Regions from separate parts of the Homo sapiens genome. Here region 1 is linked to region 2. The links are chromatin contacts, found by Hi-C or POLR2A ChIA-PET in ENCODE. All regions are on one chromosome and are shown on one strand. Each heading gives the region's core, a stretch centred on a gene start or an enhancer-like site at or near the end of the contact. The rest is flanking DNA. Distances are from core to core; before and after follow the strand shown. Region 1 overlaps YJU2 (YJU2 splicing factor homolog). Region 2 holds the start of LRG1 (leucine rich alpha-2-glycoprotein 1).

Evidence for each region. Hi-C counts contacts between places; a loop is a spot of excess contacts on that map. ChIA-PET counts read pairs that join two places held with the same protein, here RNA polymerase II (POLR2A). Pooled maps may share reads with other maps.
Region 1: a loop to region 2 is called in a map of Right ventricle myocardium inferior, with 3 times the contacts of the local background. The contact joins the enhancer-like site here to the promoter of LRG1 in region 2. A Hi-C loop is called at or near these places in 2 of 168 maps with a recorded cell type or tissue (Right ventricle myocardium inferior and ovary) and 9 of 50 pooled maps. POLR2A ChIA-PET finds 5 or more read pairs at or near these places in 5 of 52 experiments (A673, H1, K562 and 2 more).

What each region holds. Positions count from the first base shown.
Region 1 is chr19:4,262,807-4,269,947 of GRCh38, reverse strand. It overlaps YJU2 (YJU2 splicing factor homolog), which reads right to left. Exons shown (of 8, transcript NM_018074.6): 7 at 2,174-2,324; 8 at 860-1,364. The coding sequence ends at 1,252. Among named protein-coding and RNA genes, the nearest start is that of SHD, 13 kb to the left of the region's middle. Within about 2 kb of position 2,152, at least 4 of the 41 ENCODE cell types and tissues checked have a DNase peak (open chromatin) inside an H3K27ac peak, as active enhancers do.
Region 2 is chr19:4,537,364-4,544,020 of GRCh38, reverse strand. LRG1 (leucine rich alpha-2-glycoprotein 1) reads left to right here and starts at 3,985. Exons shown (of 2, transcript NM_052972.3): 1 at 3,985-4,039; 2 at 5,070-6,657. The coding sequence starts at 4,008. The coding sequence ends at 6,081. SEMA6B (semaphorin 6B) reads left to right here. Exons shown (of 17, transcript NM_032108.4): 17 at 1-1,428. The coding sequence ends at 420.

The DNA of each region.
Region 1 (7,141 bases), core at 903-3,402, 270 kb after region 2:
CAAGATCACACCACTGCACTCTAGCCTGGGCAACAGAGGGAGACTCTGTCTCAAACAAACAAACAAAAAGATTGTACAGGCAGGGCACAATGGCTCAGGCCTGTAATCTTAGCACTTTGGGAGGCTGAGGCAGGCAGATCACCTGAGGTCAGGAGTTCAAGACCAGCCTGGCCAACATGGTGAAACCCTGTCTCTACTAAAAATACAAAAATTAAGCCAGGCGTGGTGGCGGGCGCCTGTAATCCCAGCTACTCTGGAGGCTGAGGCAGGAGAATCGCTTGAACCCGGGAGGCGGAGGTTGCAGTGAGCCAAGATCGCGCCATCGCACTCCAGCCTGGGGGACAAGAGCGAGACGTCGTCTCCAAAAAAAAAAAAAAAAAAAAAAGGTAAAGAAAGAAAAAAAAAAAGAAGAGAAAACAAAAAGAGCCCAGATGCACACTCAGGCGACAACTAAATATAAATATCTGGGCTCATGCCTGTTACAGTGGCTTATGCCTGTGACCCCAGCACTTTGTGAGGCTGAGGCAGGAGGATCACTTGAGCCCATGAGTTCAAGATCAGCCTGGGCAACATGATGAAACCCAGTCTCTACTAAATATACAAAAAGTTAGCCAGGAATGGTGGCATCCACCTGAGGTCTCAGCGACTCGCGAGGCTGAGGTGGGAGGATCACCTGAGCTCGGAAGTTCAAGGCTGCAGTGAGTCAAGAATACGCTACCGCACTCCAGCCTGGGCAACAGAGTGAGATCCTGTCTCAAGACACAAACAAACCTCTGTGGAATGACCCTCGAATTGTGCTAACAGAGGAGGTCCTGGGACCTCCTCATCAGACTCTGGGAGAGAGAAGGGGCCCAGGCGGTTGGCAGGTTTCCTTTTATTGGTTCTAGACAGTTTGTGGAAGGAAGAGATGAGGCCATCTAGAGGCCGGCAGGCTCGCCCAGTGCCCCAAACACTGCCACCCTGAAGTAGTGTTGGAAGCTGCTCCAGGGATGTTGCAGCCCTAAGCACAGTGACAGGTGGGGGCAGGAGCAGCAGGGGTCCCCGAGGTGTTGAGAGGCTGGTGAGGGCACAGAGAAGGGACCTCCTGGGGCTGAGGCCCCTGGTGGCCCTATGTGTTGGAGCACGCTGGCGCTTGTCTGTCCGGCCTCCAGTCACGCCAAGGCCTCCTGCCCTGACCACCAGCAATGCTGGCCTCAATGTGGCTGAAGCTGGACGTGTGACTTTGACCCCGTGAGGGGGTCCTGGGAGGGCTCAGTTGCTGCCGTTGCTGTCGTCACTGTCCAGGTATGCACCCAGTTGGCTCAGGGAGGACGCGCCAGGCGTCAGGGGTGTAGGGTTGGCCTCCTTCCTGTTCTGCGGGGCTCCTGGTGGGAGAGCGAGAGTTAGCTCATCTCAGCTCCACAGCAGACAGGCCAGGGACAAGGCACGGGGCCGGCCACCTCTGCAGGTTTGCAAGGTCCAGAGGTGACAGCATGTGAATGGCCTGGCCTTTCTGGATGGCACCTGATGGGACCCATTGCAGATTTACATCTGCACACCCGGGACTCAACAGCTCCGCTTCTGAACAATGGCCAATGCAAACCTTGCCCAGGCAGGCAACGTGCGCTGCCAAGAATGGAAATGGCGCAAAGTTCACAGTCCAGTCACTGTGGACTTAATCGCCTTAGGAAACATCATACTAAGGCAACTAAAAGACAAAAACAGGCCGGGCGCGGTGGCTCATGCCTGTAATCCCAGCATTTTGGGAGGCCGAGGTGAGTGGATCACCTGAGGTCGGGAGTTCCAGACCAGCCTGACCAACATGGAGAAATCCCACCTCTACTAATAATACAAAAATTTAGCCGGGCGTGGTGCTGTAGTCCCAGCTACTTGGGAGGCTGAGGCAGAGAACTGCTCAAACCAGGGAGGCGGAGGTTGCGGTGAGCCGAGATGGCACCACTGCACTCCAGCCTGGGCAACAGAGCAAGACTCTGTCTCAAAAAAAAAAAAAGAAAAAAGAAAAAAGAAAAAAAGAAGCCGCCTGCCTTCTCTGCTCACTCCACTAATTGGTCCTGTGGGGGTCGCAGGCCGCCCCCACCCACCCCATGAAGTCTCTGTAACTGCAAAGGGAGCTGCTGCCACCTACAGGCCACTATAGAAACCGCGCCCGGCTCTGGGAACTCTGTGACCTTACCTGGGGTGGGGGCCGCCTGAGGCTGCCCGTTGCTGCAGTCCGGGTCGGCCTTTGCCTTCTTCACCACGACCAGCCTCGACAGCGGGGGCCGGCTGCCCAGGCTGCCAACGCTCTGCTCCCAGACCTCCACCTTCCTCTTGGGCTTTGGGGCCTGCAGGTGATGGGGACACATGTGGGGGTCTGGCCCGGATCCAGGGCCCAGTCTGGCCCCTCGCCACAACCCCTGCTCACTGCCCCATGCCCACTCTTCCACTGCTGCACTGACCACATTCCTCCTCTGCTCTAAACTCCTCTATGGCTCCCCACTGCCCTAGGCTTGGCACTCAAGGCCTCTGCCCATTCTCCATCCCACATAGCCTGGTCTGGCACTTCCTGAGTCACACCATGGCTTCTCATCTCCACGCCTTTACCCATGCTATTCCCTTCACCAGGGATGCCCCCTTTTCCATGCACTCGCTTGGTGAACTCCTACTCACCCTTCAATACCCAACACAAGACACCCCTCCTCTGAGAAGCCCATCATGGTTCAAGCTCACATGCAGGCTGCATGTCCACGCTCACAGTGCCCTCTGCTGGCTGTTATAACTCTCTCCCCAACTCTGCCGTGAGCTCCTGTCTTCCCCACTGCTGGCTCTGCGGTGCCACAAACAGTTCCTGGCACAAGGAGGTGCTCAATGTACTTGAGAGAACGAGTGAAAATGGAGGAAGCCGCCTTGAGAAAGAGTTAGGGGCAGGTAGAAAAGGCCTCCAGCTCCTTAACTGCAACAGAAGGGACCCTTTAATCTATATTATTAAAAAAATTTTTTTGGGGGGAAGGTCTCACTCTATTGCCCAGGCTGGAGTGCAGTGGTGCAATCATAGCTCACTGCAGCCTCGAACTCCTGGGCTCAAGCGATTCTCCTGCCTCAGCCTCCTGCAGGTGCACGCCACCATGGCAGGCTAACATTTTTAATTTTTGTAGAGACGGGATCTCGCTATGTTGCCCAGGCTGGTCTCAAACTCCTGGCTCAAGCGATCCTCCCGTCTCAGCGTCCCAAAGAGCTGGGATGACAGGCGTGAGCCACTGCATCTAGCCTCTTCAATCTGTTTTATGTTTAAATAGAGGAAGTGGTAACCACTGGGTTAAGGAAGTCCCAATGGGTGCTCTGCCCTCACGGAGCTCACCGTGTGGGGAGGGAGAGGGACAAGGAGACCAATACCCAGGATAACATCCATCTGGGTGAGAGAGAAGCCAGGGTGCGTGAGCTTGAATTGTGAGGATGAGCTTCTCAGAGGAAGGGCGTCTTGCATTGGGTATTGAAGGGCGAGTAGGAGTTCACCAAGCGAGTGCTTGGCAAAGGGGGCATCCCAGGTAAGGGGAATGGCATGGGTAAAGGCGTGATGAGAAGCCACAGTGTGATTCAGGAAGTGCCAGGGCAGGCTAGGTGGGATGGAGAATGGGCAGAGACCTTGAGTGCCAAGCTGACGGTGTGAGGGGCGGCCACTGCTAAGGTGGTGGAGAGGCCTCCTTAAAGTTGTGGCTCTGGGCCGGGCGCAGTGGCTCATGCTTCTAATCCCGGCACTTTGGGAGGCCAAGGCAGGTGGATCACGAGGTCAGATAGAGACCATCCTGGCTAACACGGTGAAAGCCCGTCTCTACTATAAATACAAGAAATTAGCCAGGCTTGGTGGCACACGCCTGTAATCCCAGCTACTCGGGAGACTGAGGCAGGAGAATCGCTTGAACCTGGGAGGCAGAGGTTGCAGTGAGCCGAGATCGTGCCACTGCACTCCAGCCTGGGTGACAGGGCGAGACGCCGTCTCGAAAAAAAAAAAAAAAAATGTCGTAGCTCTGGGCTGATGTCAAAATGAGGAAAAGAAGTCAAAAGGCACAGATGGCCAGGCACAGAGGCACACACCTGTAATCCCAACACTTTGGGAGGCCGAGGCGGGTGGACCACTTGAGGTCAAGAGTTCGAGACCAGCCTGGTCAACATGGTGAAACCCCGTCTCTTTATTAATAAAAAGAAAATACAAAACCTAGCCAGGTGTGGTAGCACACGCCTGTAATCCCAGCTACTCAGGAGGCTAAGGCAGGACAATTGCTACAGGCTGGGAGCCGGAGGTTGCAGTGAGCCGAGACCGTGCCACTGCACTCCAGCCTGGGCGAAAGAACAAGACCGTCTCAAAAAAAAAAAAGTTACCTAGGTTAGTTCCCAAACCTGTTTCTACAGGTGGTACTCATCATCATTAAACTAAACTAAGGATTGGGAGGCCAAGGCGGGAGGACTGCTTGAGGATAGGAGTTTGAGACCAGCCTAGACAACATACAGACTCGCCTCTAAAAAAAAAAAAAGAAAAGAAAATTAAAAATTAGCTGGCTGTGGTGGCACACACTACACACTTGTGGGTCCCAGCTACTTGAGAGGCTGAGGTGGGAGGATCATTTGAGCCCAGGAGTTGGAGGCTGCAGCGAGCTGTGATCGCGTCACTGCACTCCAGCCTGGGTGACAGAGCAAGACCTCATCTCTAAAATAAAAATAAAATAAACCAAGAAAACGCAAGTGTGGAGATATTCCTTCCTATAAAAGTTAGGGTGAAGGTTTGAAAAGTCTTGATGAAGGTGAATCACGTTAAAACCAAATAAAACACCTGCTATCAAATCAGGTAGAGGCACAAGACTGAGGGAGTAAATCAAAAAAGGTTGGACTGCTTTCAAAGTACCTTTACTCTGTTGATTCATTCAAAAAAAAAAGAAAAGAAGAGAGGAAGTTGTAGACAATGAATTCTGGGAGTGGTTTATGTGAGAACCACAGTGTGAGAACTCTAATCAGAGGACACAGCTTCAAAGAAAATGTCTTTTAGAAAAATGTCTTGGGGCCAGACATGGTGGCTGATGTCTGTAATCCCTGTGCCTTGGCGGGAGAACTGCTTGAGGCCAGGTGCGTGAGACCAGCCTGGGCAACACAGCAAGACCGCATCTCTGCAAAAAGAATTTGAAAAATTAGGGGCCAGGCACAGTGGCTCACGCCTGTAATCCCAGCACTTTGGGCGGCCGAGTCAGGTGAATCACCTGAGGTCAGGAGTTCTAGATCAGCCTGGCCAACATGGTGAAACGCCATCTCTACTAAAAATACAAAAATTAGCCGGGCATGGTGGCAGGCGCCTGTAATCCCAGCTACTTGGGAGGCTGAGGCAGTAGAATCGCTTGAACCCGGGGGGCGAAGGTTGCAGTGAGCCAAGATCACACCACTGCACTCCAGCCTGGGCAACAAGAGTGAAACTGTCTAAAAAAAAAAAAAGAAAGAAAGAAAAGAAAAATTAGCCAGGCGTGGTGGTGCGTGCCTGTGGTCCCAGCTGCTCAGGAGACTGAGGTGGGAGGATTGCTTGAGCCTAGGAGGTTCAGGCTGCAGTGAGCTGGGACTGCATTACTGCACTCCAGCCTGGGCAACAGAGTAAGACCCTGTGTCAAACAAACAAACAAAAAAGGAAGAAAGAACAATCGTTTCTTTTTTTTTTTTTTTTTTTTTTTTTGAGACAGAGTCTCGCTCTGTCGCCCAGGCTGGAGTGCAGTGGCACAATCTCGGCTCACTGCAAGCTCCACCTCCTGGGTTCACGCCATTCTCCTGTCTCAGCCTCCTGAGTAGCTGGGACTACAGGCGCCCGCCACCACGCCCGGCTAATTTTTTGTATTTTTAGCAGAGATGGGGTTTCACCGTGTTAGATAGGATGATCTCGATCTCCTGACCTCGTGATCCACCCGCCTTGGCCTCCCAAAGTGCTGGGATTACAGGTGTGAGCCACCGCGCCCGGCCGAGAACAATCGTTTCTGTGTGTCTGTGTTATTGGTTTATGAGCCCCTACTTTTACCACCTTCTTCAATGAACAAACCAGAGTGGCTGAGGCCACCTTGGATGAGTCAGCTGTGGTGGAAAATGCTGGTCATCCACCAAAACTCCTTCCTCCTTTTTTTTTTTTTTTTTTTTGAGATAGAGTCTCACTCTGTTGCCCAGGCTGGAGGGCAATGGCACAATCTCAGCTCACTGCAACCTCTGCCTCCCAGGTTCAAGTGATTCTCCTGCCTCAGCCTCCCGAGTAACTGGGATTACAGGCAGGCACCGCCATGTCCAGCTAATTTTTGTATTTTTAGTAGAGACAGGGTTTCTCCATGTTGGCCAGGCTGGTCTCGAACTCCTGACCTCAGATGATCCGCCTGCCTCGGCCTCCCAAAGTGCTGGGATTACAGCACTTTGAGCCACGGTGCCCGGCCTCCCTTCGTTCTAGTTGGCAGCACAGCCAGGCACGGACCAGCTGGAGGATGCATCTCACAGTTTCCTTCGCCACCAGATGGGGCCTTGTGACTATGCTGTGGCCTCTGGCATGAGAGAAGAACTGAGGTGGGCCGCATCTGAGGCTGCGTGGTCCTCCACACACTTTTTGCCTTCCCACAGCCGGACCCTGAAGGTGCTCTGAGCCAGCTGTGGCCACAGCGCAGGAAGCCGTGCTCCAGAAGGAAGGAGGCTGAGTCCCTGAATGGTTCCAAGGAGCAGAGCTGCCCGAAGTCCTAGACTGTCAGCCCAGGGCTGTTATGACTGAGAAATAAATTTCTATGTTCTTTCTTTACATTCTCTTCTTTCGGCAGCTTAAACAGGGGTTGGCGAATTACAGACCCATAGGCCTGCCACCAGTTTTAGTAAATTAAGTTTTTTTTTTTTTTTTTTTGAGACAGAGTCTCATTCTGTCACCCAGGCTGGGGTGCAGTGGCACGATCTCGGCTCGCTGCAACCTCCGCCTCCCGGGTTCAAGCGATTCTCCTGCCTCAGCCTTCTGAGTAGCTGGGATTACAAGCGTGAGCCACTGCACTCAGCCTTAATTTTTATTTGTTTATTTTAGACAGGGTCTCACTCTTGCTCAGGCTGGAGTTCGGTCATACTGATGCAGCTCACTGCAGCCTTGACCTTCTGGGCTCAAGCGGTCCTCCTGCCTCAG
Region 2 (6,657 bases), core at 2,736-5,235:
CTCCTGCTGCTGGCGCCCGCCCGGGCCCCCGAGCAGCCCCCCGCGCCTGGGGAGCCGACCCCCGACGGCCGCCTCTATGCTGCCCGGCCCGGCCGCGCCTCCCACGGCGACTTCCCGCTCACCCCCCACGCCAGCCCGGACCGCCGGCGGGTGGTGTCCGCGCCCACGGGCCCCTTGGACCCAGCCTCAGCCGCCGATGGCCTCCCGCGGCCCTGGAGCCCGCCCCCGACGGGCAGCCTGAGGAGGCCACTGGGCCCCCACGCCCCTCCGGCCGCCACCCTGCGCCGCACCCACACGTTCAACAGCGGCGAGGCCCGGCCTGGGGACCGCCACCGCGGCTGCCACGCCCGGCCGGGCACAGACTTGGCCCACCTCCTCCCCTATGGGGGGGCGGACAGGACTGCGCCCCCCGTGCCCTAGGCCGGGGGCCCCCCGATGCCTTGGCAGTGCCAGCCACGGGAACCAGGAGCGAGAGACGGTGCCAGAACGCCGGGGCCCGGGGCAACTCCGAGTGGGTGCTCAAGTCCCCCCCGCGACCCACCCGCGGAGTGGGGGGCCCCCTCCGCCACAAGGAAGCACAACCAGCTCGCCCTCCCCCTACCCGGGGCCGCAGGACGCTGAGACGGTTTGGGGGTGGGTGGGCGGGAGGACTTTGCTATGGATTTGAGGTTGACCTTATGCGCGTAGGTTTTGGTTTTTTTTGCAGTTTTGGTTTCTTTTGCGGTTTTCTAACCAATTGCACAACTCCGTTCTCGGGGTGGCGGCAGGCAGGGGAGGCTTGGACGCCGGTGGGGAATGGGGGGCCACAGCTGCAGACCTAAGCCCTCCCCCACCCCTGGAAAGGTCCCTCCCCAACCCAGGCCCCTGGCGTGTGTGGGTGTGCGTGCGTGTGCGTGCCGTGTTCGTGTGCAAGGGGCCGGGGAGGTGGGCGTGTGTGTGCGTGCCAGCGAAGGCTGCTGTGGGCGTGTGTGTCAAGTGGGCCACGCGTGCAGGGTGTGTGTCCACGAGCGACGATCGTGGTGGCCCCAGCGGCCTGGGCGTTGGCTGAGCCGACGCTGGGGCTTCCAGAAGGCCCGGGGGTCTCCGAGGTGCCGGTTAGGAGTTTGAACCCCCCCCACTCTGCAGAGGGAAGCGGGGACAATGCCGGGGTTTCAGGCAGGAGACACGAGGAGGGCCTGCCCGGAAGTCACATCGGCAGCAGCTGTCTAAAGGGCTTGGGGGCCTGGGGGGCGGCGAAGGTGGGTGGGGCCCCTCTGTAAATACGGCCCCAGGGTGGTGAGAGAGTCCCATGCCACCCGTCCCCTTGTGACCTCCCCCCTCTGACCTCCAGCTGACCATGCATGCCACGTGGCTGGCTGGGTCCTCTGCCCTCTCTGGAGTTTGCCTCCCCCAGCCCCCTCCCCATCAATAAAACTCTGTTTACAACCACCGGCCCCCATGACTCTGGCTCTGCTCTGCCTCCTGGGGGTGGCACGGGTGGGGGCACCCTCAAAAGTCAAGGCCAGGCCGGGCGCGGTGGCTCACGCCTGTAATCCCGGCACTTTGGGAGGCCGAGGTGTGCAGATCACTTGAGGTCAAGAGTTCGAGACTAGCCTGGCCAACATGGCAAAACCCCGTCTCTACTAAAAATACAAAAAATCAGCCAGGCTTGGTGGCGGGTTCCTGTAATTCCAGCTACTCGGCCGACTGAGGCAGAAGAATAGCTTGAATCTGAGAGTCAGAGGTTGCAGTGAGCTGAGATCACACCACTGCACTACAGCCTGGGTGACAGAGCGAGACGCTGTCTCAAAAAAAAAAAAAAAAAAAAGGCTGGGTCAAAACAAATCTGGGGAGCTGAGTGTGGAAACATGGAGACTTCGGGGTCCCCATCTTCATCTGCATAGGAGCCAGTTTCTTTTTCTTTTTCTTTTTCTTTTTTTGAGACAGAGTCTCACTTTGTCACCCAGGCTGGAGTATAGTGGCGCGATCTCGGCTCACTGCAACCTATGCCTCCTGGGTGCAAGCAATTCTCCTGTCTCAGCCTCTCCAGTAGCTGGGACTACAGGCACCCGCCACCACGCCCCGCTAATTTTTGTATTTTTAGTACAGACGGGGTTTCATCATATTGGTCAGGCTGGTCTCGAACTCCTGAACTCAGGTGATCCGCTTGCCTCGGCCTCCCAAAATGCTGGGATTACAGGCGTGAGCCACTGCGCCTGGCCAGCCTTATGAATTTTGTTTTAAGTGGGACAAGAAGCCATCAGAGAGTTTTAAGCAGGGATGTGATCTCATTTCATTTTAATGGATCGTTTTGTTACTGTGTCACTACATTTCACAAGCCTTCCTTCCTCTCAGTCCATGTTGATTAAGACCAACTAACGGCTGGGCTCCGGAGACTGGGCAGGGCACAAGACTGACGGAGTGCAGTGGCTCACGTCTATAACCCCAGCACTTTGAGAGACTGAGAAGATTCCTTGAGCCCAGGAGTTTGAGACCAGCCTAGGTAACATACAAAAGAATTTTTTAAATTAGCCAGGCATGGTAGCATGTGCCTGTATTCCCAGCTACTCGGGAGGCTGAGGCAGGAGAATCGTTTGAACCCAGGAGGTGGAGCTTGCAGTGAGCCGAAATTGCATCACTGCACTCCAGCATGGGTGGCAGAGGGAGACTCCATCTCAAAAAAAATTAGCCAGGCATGGTGGCACGTGCCCGTAGTCCCAGCTACTTGGGAGGCCTTGGACCCATGGTCAAAGCTACAGTTAGCTATGATTGCACCACACTGCTCCAAGCTGGGTAACAGAGCAAAATGCTGTCTCAAAAAAAAAAAAAAATGACGGGGCATGGTGGCTCACACCTGTAATTTTAGCAGTTTAGGAGGCCGAGGCCAGTGGATCACATGAGCTCAGGAGTTCAAGACCAGCCTGGGCCACATGGCAAAATCCTGTCTCTATTAAAAATATAAAAATTAACCAGGCACGCTGGTGCATGCCTGTAGTCCCAGCTACTCGGGAGGCTGAGGTGGGAGAATGGCGTGAACCCGGGAGGCGGAGCTTGCAGTGAGTGGAGATCACGCCACTGCACTCCAGCCTAGGCAACAGTGCAAGACTCTGTCTCAAAAAAAAAAAGAAAAAAAAAATAGTCATAGCTGCAGATAAAGGTGACACCATCATACCTAAATATTTAGAACTCAACAAGAATGCAAGCACTCTGCAGCCAAGTCCATGAGATGCAGCCAAAGCTGTTCTCAAAGGGAAATTTGTAGCCTCCAAACGCATTTAATAGGAAATGAGGAAGAATGGAAACAATAGCATGGATGTCAGATTCAGATGAAGAGAAAAAAGGGCAGAAGGAGCCCTTGGAGATTTGAGTTCAGCTTCATAGATGGGGAAACTGAGGCCAAGAAAAGTTAAGTCACTTGCCAAAGGTCACAAAGCAAAGGTGTTCATGACAGAGCTGGAATTCAGAACCAGGTTTGGTTCCTCCCAAGCCACTGTCTAAGGACCGTAGAGACGTTTGGCATTACTCACTATTGGACTGTATTTTTAAAATGACTTCTTTTAAAAAAAGCAATATCAACATACCATGAAATCAAGACGAGTTTTTTTGTTCTTTTCAGTGAGCTTCTGGGTTGCTCAAGTTTATGGTAAATCCCTCCTCTTGCTCAGAGAGCTGTCCCTGTCTCCAGGAATAGTGCCTTGCAAACCTTGACCCTTGAACTCCGGGTTGGGGGAAGTGAGGATGCAACTAGAGAGACTCTTGGATGCCCCCCAAAAATCAGGAAGCAAGGAAAGAAAAACCTGTGTTCTAGAAGCAGGGTCAAAAAGGGGTTGAACAGGAAACAATTTCCAGGAAGCAATTTTGTAATCCTGACCCCTCCCCTTCCCCTGCCTGGCTTAGGCTCAGCCCCTATCAGGAACTGGACGGGGGTGGGGACTTCCCCAGGGTTGGTTCCCCTGCCCCCAGTCCAGGCAGGTATAAGGCCACCTCCGCAGGCCAGGACAACCCAGAAGCAAAAGAGCAGAGCTACCATGTCCTCTTGGAGCAGACAGCGACCAAAAAGGTAGGTCCCCACACTACCTGTCCTAGGCAGGTTTGAACGCCAGACCATGCGGAGATACAGGACATTCCAGCTAACCCATAGAAGTCACAGGGAGCAGATACAGGCCTGGTGGCTGGCACAGATCAACCTTATCTGTGACAGAAAGACTGGCGCGTGCACACACACACACACCCCTACAGAAGCCCAGGTGGGCATGGGCAGCAGGGAGCCGGGGGAGGCTTCTTGTTAGAGGCCTGGGGCCACAGTGACCAAGGCTGTCGAGATCATGTCTGATGGCTGCCGGGCCAGGGAAGCCCTGGAGGAGGAGGGGAAGCCCCAGGCTTCCAAGGGTTGTGGTGCTAAGTGTAAACCACCGCTTCCCAAGGCCAAATGCCCACCCTCAGACCTGGCCAAAGCAGGACACACTTTTCATGTTCAGAGGCTGCAGTGAGCTGTGATCATGCCAGTTCCCTCCAGCCTGGGCAACTGAGCAAGACTCTGTCTCAAAAACATGAACCTGAACGTCTGTCTTCCTCCAAGCACCCAATTGGTCAAGAGTGGACAAAAAGACCAGGATCCCAGAGCAGAGAAGTCTTCATGGAAAAGAGGGCATTGGAGCTGGGGCTTTGAAGGATGAATAGGAGTTCACATCAAAACACAGAGCCAGGGAGACAAGGACTGACCCAGAAAATAAGCCAGATCAGAAGAAACTAGCAAGTTGGACTGTGAATAATTAACAGCTCATGGGGGCTAGGCTGGTGATGGGGAAGTGTATTCATATTATGCGGGAGTTACACTCAGAAACTCAACTTTCCTAGAATTATAATTCTCCCTGGAACAGGGGCCACTTCTGGCAGCTGTCGGGGGTGAGGGTAGAAGCTGGAAGAGGAGGAGGAAGCAACTGCCCTAGTACAGGTGAGAGATGAGGTAGCATAGTCCAGGCTGGTAGCCGCAGAGATGGGAAGAAGTGGGCGGATTTGCTGGTGTATTTTCACCTAGCTGAGTGTATTTTCACTGTGGTTTAGTAAGCATCTTCTGTTACTGCCTGCAGCCCAGGGGGCATTCAACCCCATGTTTCTAGAACTCTGTTCCTGCTGCTGCTGTTGGCAGCCTCAGCCTGGGGGGTCACCCTGAGCCCCAAAGACTGCCAGGTGTTCCGCTCAGACCATGGCAGCTCCATCTCCTGTCAACCACCTGCCGAAATCCCCGGCTACCTGCCAGCCGACACCGTGCACCTGGCCGTGGAATTCTTCAACCTGACCCACCTGCCAGCCAACCTCCTCCAGGGCGCCTCTAAGCTCCAAGAATTGCACCTCTCCAGCAATGGGCTGGAAAGCCTCTCGCCCGAATTCCTGCGGCCAGTGCCGCAGCTGAGGGTGCTGGATCTAACCCGAAACGCCCTGACCGGGCTGCCCCCGGGCCTCTTCCAGGCCTCAGCCACCCTGGACACCCTGGTATTGAAAGAAAACCAGCTGGAGGTCCTGGAGGTCTCGTGGCTACACGGCCTGAAAGCTCTGGGGCATCTGGACCTGTCTGGGAACCGCCTCCGGAAACTGCCCCCCGGGCTGCTGGCCAACTTCACCCTCCTGCGCACCCTTGACCTTGGGGAGAACCAGTTGGAGACCTTGCCACCTGACCTCCTGAGGGGTCCGCTGCAATTAGAACGGCTACATCTAGAAGGCAACAAATTGCAAGTACTGGGAAAAGATCTCCTCTTGCCGCAGCCGGACCTGCGCTACCTCTTCCTGAACGGCAACAAGCTGGCCAGGGTGGCAGCCGGTGCCTTCCAGGGCCTGCGGCAGCTGGACATGCTGGACCTCTCCAATAACTCACTGGCCAGCGTGCCCGAGGGGCTCTGGGCATCCCTAGGGCAGCCAAACTGGGACATGCGGGATGGCTTCGACATCTCCGGCAACCCCTGGATCTGTGACCAGAACCTGAGCGACCTCTATCGTTGGCTTCAGGCCCAAAAAGACAAGATGTTTTCCCAGAATGACACGCGCTGTGCTGGGCCTGAAGCCGTGAAGGGCCAGACGCTCCTGGCAGTGGCCAAGTCCCAGTGAGACCAGGGGCTTGGGTTGAGGGTGGGGGGTCTGGTAGAACACTGCAACCCGCTTAACAAATAATCCTGCCTTTGGCCGGGTGCGGGGGCTCACGCCTGTAATCCCAGCACTTTGGGAGGCCCAGGTGGGCGGATCACGAGGTCAGGAGATCGAGACCATCTTGGCTAACATGGTGAAACCCTGTCTCTACTAAAAATATAAAAAATTAGCCAGGCGTGGTGGTGGGCACCTGTAGTCCCAGCAACTCGGGAGGCTGAGGCAGGAGAATGGCGTGAACTTGGGAGGCGGAGCTTGCGGTGAGCCAAGATCGTGCCACTGCACTCTAGCCTGGGCGACAGAGCAAGACTGTCTCAAAAAAATTAAAATTAAAATTAAAAACAAATAATCCTGCCTTTTACAGGTGAAACTCGGGGCTGTCCATAGCGGCTGGGACCCCGTTTCATCCATCCATGCTTCCTAGAACACACGATGGGCTTTCCTTACCCATGCCCAAGGTGTGCCCTCCGTCTGGAATGCCGTTCCCTGTTTCCCAGATCTCTTGAACTCTGGGTTCTCCCAGCCCCTTGTCCTTCCTTC